2 separate regions of the Homo sapiens genome follow, and region 2 is linked to region 1. A link is a contact called in ENCODE Hi-C or POLR2A ChIA-PET data. All regions are on one chromosome and are shown on one strand. Each heading gives the region's core, a stretch centred on a gene start or an enhancer-like site at or near the end of the contact. The rest is flanking DNA. Distances are from core to core; before and after follow the strand shown. Region 1 overlaps LDLRAD3 (low density lipoprotein receptor class A domain containing 3). Region 2 overlaps LDLRAD3 (low density lipoprotein receptor class A domain containing 3).

Region 1 (3,760 bases), core at 1,019-3,518:
TAGAGCGCAGCAGCAGTTAAGGAGCAACTTAACAAAAATGCAGAGGAACCATGGGATGATCTCAGCCTTTGTGCTTCTAGGAGCGTCATTGCCAACTTGAGAGAATCAGCCCATCGCAGACAATCCTAGGCTGGAGGCTTTTCTCATAGCTGTCTGTGGCCAGAAGACAATACCAGTTCCTCAGGGAGGAGGCAGTCAACAGTCAAAAGGATACCAAAATGTAAAGCATGCATGTCCTTTGACCTAGCAGTTATACTTTCACGAGATAATATACAAGTGGGAAAAATAATATATGTATCTGGCTGTGCATTGTTTATTGAAAACACCCCAAATGTCCATCAGTAACGGGATTTATGGATACATAGACACAGTAAAGTTACCCTTAGCCATTAAAAATGATGATGTGTACCAGTAGTTATTGACAAGAAAAGATGTCACAACATATTATGTAGCAAAAACAGGTTTCAGGATAGCATATATTTTAAGGGTGCATTTAAGTAAAATTGCATGCTCGGATTTCTGCCTATTAATTCAGTCAGTAATTATTGAGTAGTCTGTGTGCCTGGCACTTCTCTGGGCATTGGAGATACACAGTGAACAAGACAGTGGCCCTTTGCTATTGGAAGTGTGGTACCTGGAGCCAGCAGCATCGCCTGGGAGCTTGTTAGGAATGCAGGATCCCAGGCTCCACCCCAGACCCACTGCATTTTAACAAGGTCCTGGGGCAATCCATTTGCACACACTAGTTTTTGAGACCATGCTGTAAGAGCATGTTTACCAAAATGTCCACAGAATACTTCCCCACGTGGTGGCAATTTGTTATAAATTTTACATCTGTCTTTGTATGTTCCTCCATGGTTTGACTTTTTCACAGTGAGCTATGTCTTGTGTTTATAAAAGCAAGGGTGGTGATATTGTGGAACAGCTCCTCATTCGTTGGGCTCTCTCAGCCACATACTGGCAGGATCCTGGGGCAGGAGTGGGAGGTGAGCAGGGGTTGAAGGTGAGTAGCTGTTGCTCATTTGGCCAACCACAGAGGTCTAGAAGAGAGATCCTGGAGACCCACAGCTACAGCAGGAGCTGTTTCCATAGCCTGAGAGATGCAGCAGGTCTGATTAGCTGACTTCATGGCTGTTCTGGTGGAACAGAGAGGCTTCCACATTGCAGCCTCTGTCCAGCTCTTTTGTATGATTGCTGCCTGGGAAGAGTCTGGGGAGGTGGCCAGAGACAGCAAGCCCATGCTGAAGTTTCCATCATCCTCCAGGACCTTGAGCAGCCCTGAGCCCTTCCCAGACAGATTGGGAGCTACAGGCATGATGTCTGGGGAAGAGCCTTCTATACAAGGCCTGGACAGTTCTGCTCCTGTGGGAGAAGGGCTTTTTCTTGGGAGTCTCTCCTGTACCTGTCCCAGATGAGGGGTTTGATCAGGTATGGCTCTAGGGTACCCTGCCTAAAGTGTAGTGTAGTTAAAAGAAGCTGGACTCTAGAGCAGAAGAACTGGACTATAGACCAGTCTGACCCTAAATAGCTATGTGACTTTGGGCAAGTCCAGTTGCCTCTTTGGGCCTCAGTTTTGTCATCTGTGGAACGTGAGAATTAGTTACTGAGTGCACCTATGTGGACTGCCTGTGTGCCCCAGCTGTTACACGAGTCTTTGTCCTTAGGATATCACAACCTGGAGACACTGGAATGCCTCCTGGCCCCCTCTAGTTCTCACGTGGACCCCAAATATGGGTCCCAGGACTGTCTCTGATTTATGACCTGGTTGTCACTGGCTTCTGGTGAAATGGGAAAAATAAGGACATCTAGTGAACATGTAGCTATAAAGTTTCTACCCTTTCAGGGTGGAGAGTTCTTTACTCTGAGACTTTGCCTTCCTGTATTTCGGATGCTAAGGCAGCTGTTTATTTAGGGTATTAGTAAGTAGAGCTCATTGCTGGTGTTTTTGTAAGTCTTTGTGTAAAATAAAAAGTTGGCAATTGTATTAGTCTTTCCTCCACTCTCATCTACTTTTTTTATTTTTTATTTTGCTGATCTGTGAATTCCAGGACTGTGGGAAGTAGGCTCTAAAAAGTGGGGACATGACTTAGATCAGGAAATAAACCCAACTCACAGGAGACCCTTGGTCCCCATCTTCCTGCTAATGAAAGCTGCCGCTTTGAAAAGTTTGTGGACCAGATCCTTGAGAAGTGGTGAATTCAAGTATTCAATGGAGTAGAGTCACCCTGTCTGCCTTTGTCAGGGCTGCTTTAAAGACAGGCAGGGTCAGTCTTTCACCTTCTGTCGGGCGCTGCTGAGTTCTACGAGGAAATCTCCCCTTTGTGGAAATAGGGGGTGAGAGAGGGACAGTCGGGGCCTTGCCCAGGACCCCCCTTCCCCACAGCCCTGTAGCAAGTCATGCAGGCAGGGAGCAGCTGACAGCTGTTGTCTGGGATAGGCTTCTCTCTGCCCCTGCCAGGCACTCGGCTGGTTGCCTGTGATCTGCTTTGCAGGCATGTGATGATGCAAATGTAAATCATAACAGGACAGGCTTCCCTGACATAAACAGCAACTGAGCATGCTGACCAGGCAGGAAGTCTCATTAGTAATTCCTGAAAAGGGTGCAAGGGCAGGGCCAAAGAGCTGGTTAATTGAATGATGGCTAATTCGTTTATAATTATTCATATTTTCACTCTTTTCTCTTTCTCCCATAAAACCTAGTCCTCTGGAGCTGGGCTGGTCCTTAGAGAAATCTAAGGAGGCGGCAGAGCAGCTGTGCCATGGGAAAGATTTGAACCTTGACTTTGTTTATTAGCAGTGTCAAGTTACTTCACTTCTGGACCTCAGTTTTCTTATCTGTAAAATGTTTTTTTTGTGTGTGTGAGAACTTAAAGAAAAAGATATCTGTGAAACAGAGCGCAATGCTTAGCTCATATTAAGCATTCAGAAAATGCTAGCCATGTTCTCCGGCCTCACTCTTTCCTTTTATAGGTTCATTTGGACATTATGCAAATATTTATGAGGCACATGGTGTAGGCACTGTATGGTGCAGCTCCTTTAAAAATGGTAAATGAAAGTATGCAAATGAGCGTACGTTCTTGGAGGCTGGAAGGCAGAGGCGTTAGCCAAACAGCTTAATACAAAACTGGGGAGACCAAGTAGTGATGTGTCCTGTGAAGGGAAAGAAAAGAAGGCTGAGGGTTAGAGCGACTAAGGGTGGGAGTGTAGGTTCTACTGCAGATAGTGCAATGATTCAAGAGACTGAGTAAGATGGAGGAGTGAGCCATGCTGAGCCCTGGGAAAAAGACATTCCAGGCAGTGGGAACAGAGAGTGCAAAGGCCCTGAGGTGGGAATATGCTGGCTGGGCTTGAGAAGGAACAAGGAAGCCTGTGTAGTTAAGATTTCCAAGATGGGAAGATCTTCATGGCCTTCATGAGAAAGCCTGGAATTGGAGAGCAGCATGATGACTCTAGGTTTTATTCTAACGTAATGGGAAGGCAGTGACGTTCTTACTAGAGGAGTGATGTGCTGAGGCTTGAGGAAACACTCTCAGCGTAGATGGCAAAGCCTATAAGCATTCTTCCCTCATCCCTCAAAAGGTGATCAGAACCAGACTGGCTGATCAAGGACCGTGTGTCAGAAGCTTGAACCTGTCTGGAAGGACACGATGGCTGGAGAGCTGGCAGAGGGGCAAACCTGACCCTGGAAAATGGAACTCCTCTGCTTTTCTGTTACTGTAGACTTTCCCAGCAGAAGCTAAAATGCCCATCTGTGCAGAAA
Region 2 (3,773 bases), core at 249-2,748, 59 kb after region 1:
GACAGCGTGAGGCCATCAAAAGGTTCGGAAGGAAGTTTGGAGGGCAGAAGGCTGGAGGGAATGCTTCCTTGCCCAGATGAAGCCTGAATGACTCGCAGGGCTGGGGCAAGCTGCCGCCAGTTTTATCCACAAAGCAGCAACCACTTCTGCTAAGATAGTGATGACTCCGAGCCCCTCCAGCTCCCCTGTTCTCCTCAACCCTGGTCTGAGCGCCTGCTTTGTGCGAGTCATTCAGGCTTCATCAAGGCACTATGTTAATGTTAGGTCCTTCTTACAGATCAGCCCACGTAGTCCTCACAGCAGCTGGTTGAGGAGCTATTATCATCATCCCCACTTGGCAGTGGTAGGTAGAGGCTGAGGCTGAGAGAGTTGCCCAGGTTCACTCTACTGGAAGGAGCCAGCTCTGGAATCTGGAATTCAGCCCCAGGCCTCTCTCAGTCCAAGTCCAGTGCGCACTATCTCTTTCATGGACTGCCTCCCATTCTCAGGATCCTAATGTCTTTATCTAACCCTGCTGGTGGCCAGAAGCCTCTACCTGGTACCCGTCACAACCCAGGTGAGACCAGGCATCTCAGGATGCCTCACCTGACTTCCAGCTGGAATCCAACCTGAGCTGTGCAGTTGGCTCAAAGGGTGGCCAACCAGAGGAGCAGATTTATCCACATTGGCATCAGAAAAACCACTCTAGGCCGGGCACAGTGGCTCATGCCTGTAAGGCTCATGCCTTGAGAGGCTTTCCCTGTTCTCCCAGCTCTCACCCCACCACCAGTAATCTGTGCTTAAACGAGCTGTCTTGCCTTTCCACGCAAATGAATTGGAGATGGTGAGGCTCCAGGCAGCAGCAGACGCATCTCAAAGCTGGTTTGGGGCATAAGAGCTTTCTCTCTATGAGAATAACCTGCTTCGGAGCCTTCTCAAGGATAGGGAGGTTGGTATTTATATAAAGTGAGGTTTTCGAAATGAACAGAGGTATGAGCTGCCTGGCAGTGTCCTGGAACGAGCCAGTTTGTAAAATAACTACTTTTTTGTTGCTTTGGGGCTAGAATACATTATACCAGAGTAAGAGATGGTAACTGACTACATTATTGTATTTATTTCTTAGGAATGAAAACACTATACTATTCCTATTATTGGGGATGCTTTGCCTTTTAAAAAAATTATGGTGAAATATACATAACAGAAAACCTACTGTCTTAGCCATTTTTAAGTGTATGGCTCAGTAGCATTAAGTACTGAATTATTGTGATGATTTGCCTTTTGAAATCCAGAAAAGAATACCTGGGTGTATTTTGTCCAAGCATGTAATATTGCTTCCTTGACTCCTATTTATAGTTTCTAACATTTGCATGGTTTATTCCAGTTTGTATAGTCTATATCACACATCTTGCCTCATTGAACCCACCTGGGGCCTGGGGTGGGCTGGGCAAAGGACCAGAGGAGCTTAGGTGCTGGGTGGTCTTTGTTTCGAGCATGTTCTAGTGCCATCTAGCGTCTGTGGGACCTTGTGCTGGCCAGGCTAAGGCTGTTGGATTTCCCCTGCTTGGGGCGATGGCTCTGTAAAACCCAAATAGCTTTAAAAGAGCACCAAGGAGATGTTTGTCTTTTTAAATCAGCTGGGATTTTTTTTTTTTTCCAGCTCTGATCCCTTGGAAACTTACAACTAAAATTCATTTCATTAGCAGTCAGAACAGTGTGTCCCTTTGAAGTTCAGACAGGGTGAGATTAATATGAACACGATATTAAGCTATTAAGCATCAGTTTGCCAAACCTATTTATAAAGGAGAGCGGAAGACGGAAAATAAAGGAGGCTGCATTAAGAGGCTCCTTTGCCAAGTCCACTGTCTCTTGTTGGAAAATGTGTCTCAATAACCCGTTTTTGTGTGAGAGAAGAGAAAAAGAAAACGTGTGACTGTGTGTGTGTGTACACATGCTTCAATGATGTGTGATTATCTAATAAGAGCAATAATGCAGCGTGGCTAAACTTACACAGTGTTGACTGTGTGCCCAACACTGTTCTTAGTGCTTTATATTTAAAATTTGTTAAATCACACAACAACCCAGAAGGAGTAGGTGTCATTATTTCCCCGTTTTATAGATGAGAAAACTGGGGCACACAAAGGTTGGGTGGTTTGTCGAAGGTCACAAAGCCACAGTAAATATTTTGTGATAGAGAAATTGTTCAGGACTCAGAAGCACATGGATTTTTAATTCGGGTTTCAGGTGATGTTGCGTTTTTTCTTCCTATCCATACATCACTTTTGAGCGCCTTACAGTCCCGATAGGAGAGGACCTTACATAGTGCTTGTCAAGTGAATGCAGCGGTTTAAGCCCATGTGGGGTTTTTGGCTTGTTTTAACGCACTCATAAGTAACGTACTCATGCGGGGCCGTGTATACAGAGGGAAGAGCACCACGTTAGTCAGCAGGTTTGAGTTTGGTCCTCAGCTCTGTGGCTTCCCAGCCACGTGACCCTGGGCAAGTGACTTCCTCTCCCCAGCCTCAGTTCCCCCCTTTTGGGGATAATAGAATGAGTTTTATAGTGTTTTGGGGTTTTTATTTTGAGAGGATAAATGAGATACTGATTAAAACAGCCTCTTGTCTAGTGTTTGGCCCATGGTATGTGCTCATTAAATTTTACCTTTGTTTACCTTTTATCTGGAAACTTAAACTTACTTAGCTCTCCTTTTGCATTTTCTGGCATCTCCTGCAGTGATGATTCATCTTCCTTATGGCCTAAGAAGGCCAAGTCCATTTGTCCATTTTCTTTTTTCTTTTTTTTAGTTGAGATGGGGCCTTGCTATGTTGTCCAGGTTGGTCTCGAACTCCTGGGCTCAAGCAGTCCTCCTGTCTCAGCCTCCCAGAATGCTGGGATTACAGGTGTCAGCCATCATGCCCAGCCTGAGTCCATTTTCTTTTCCTTTCTTTTCTTTTCTTTTCTTTTCTTTTCTTTTCTTTTCTTTTGGAAAAAACTGAGACAAGGTCTTGCTCTGTTTTCCAGGTTGGTCTCAAACTCCTGGGCTGAAGCAGTCCTCCTGCCTCAGCCTCCCAAAGTGCTAGGATTACAGGCATGAGCCACCATGCCCAGCCCAAGTCCGTTTTCTTTTTCTTTTCTTTTTTTTTTTTTTTTTTGAGACGGAGTCTTGCTCTGTCACCTAGGCTGTGTCTCAGCTCACTGCAAGCTCCGCCTCCTGGGTTCACGCCATTCTCCTGCCTCAGCCTCCCGAGTAGCTGGGACCACAGGCGCCTGCCACCACGCCTGGCTAATTTTGTTTTTGTATTTTTAGTAGAAACAGGGTTTCACCGTGTTAGCCAGGATGGTCTTGATCTCCTGACCTTGTGATCCGCCTGCCTCAGCCTCCCAAAGTGTTGGTATTACAGGCATGAGCCACCGCGCCCGGCCCATTTTCTACATCGAAGGATAAAATGGTCCAGTTCTGCTTGGGTGTGGGTTCTTAAATGTCTGTTCTAGTTGAAAGAACTGAAAGCTGAGAAAAATCTGGCTTTGTTCCTTCTTCCCTCTTTCAGATTTCCAAGTATATATATATATAACATGTATGTATACACACACATACACACACATGCATGCATAGCGACCCAGATAATTTTGGATCAAGTATAACAGGAATGGAGATAAAATCAGAAGGACATCAGACATTTGGATGGGCAACCAGACACTGGGGAAAAAATCTTGTTTGTCTGCAAGTTACCTCCTACAAGGCAAAAATCATAACATCAGCATCTTATGGAAACTGAAAAGGGAGATCCGGAGAAGCT

What was found. Hi-C counts contacts between places; a loop is a spot of excess contacts on that map. ChIA-PET counts read pairs that join two places held with the same protein, here RNA polymerase II (POLR2A). Pooled maps may share reads with other maps.
Region 2: a loop to region 1 is called in a pooled map, with 2.8 times the contacts of the local background. The contact joins two enhancer-like sites. A Hi-C loop is called at or near these places in 1 of 168 maps with a recorded cell type or tissue (endothelial cell of umbilical vein) and 6 of 50 pooled maps. POLR2A ChIA-PET finds 5 or more read pairs at or near these places in 6 of 52 experiments (A673, CD4-positive, alpha-beta T cell, GM12878 and 3 more).

What each region holds. Positions count from the first base shown.
Region 1 is chr11:36,071,149-36,074,908 of GRCh38, forward strand. All of the region lies in intron 2 of LDLRAD3 (low density lipoprotein receptor class A domain containing 3), which reads left to right. All of the region lies in intron 1 of LOC101928510 (a long non-coding RNA gene), which reads right to left. Among named protein-coding and RNA genes, the nearest start is that of MIR3973, 63 kb to the left of the region's middle. Within about 2 kb of position 2,269, at least 9 of the 41 ENCODE cell types and tissues checked have a DNase peak (open chromatin) inside an H3K27ac peak, as active enhancers do.
Region 2 is chr11:36,130,438-36,134,210 of GRCh38, forward strand. All of the region lies in intron 4 of LDLRAD3 (low density lipoprotein receptor class A domain containing 3), which reads left to right. Among named protein-coding and RNA genes, the nearest start is that of MIR3973, 120 kb to the left of the region's middle. Within about 2 kb of position 1,499, at least 5 of the 41 ENCODE cell types and tissues checked have a DNase peak (open chromatin) inside an H3K27ac peak, as active enhancers do.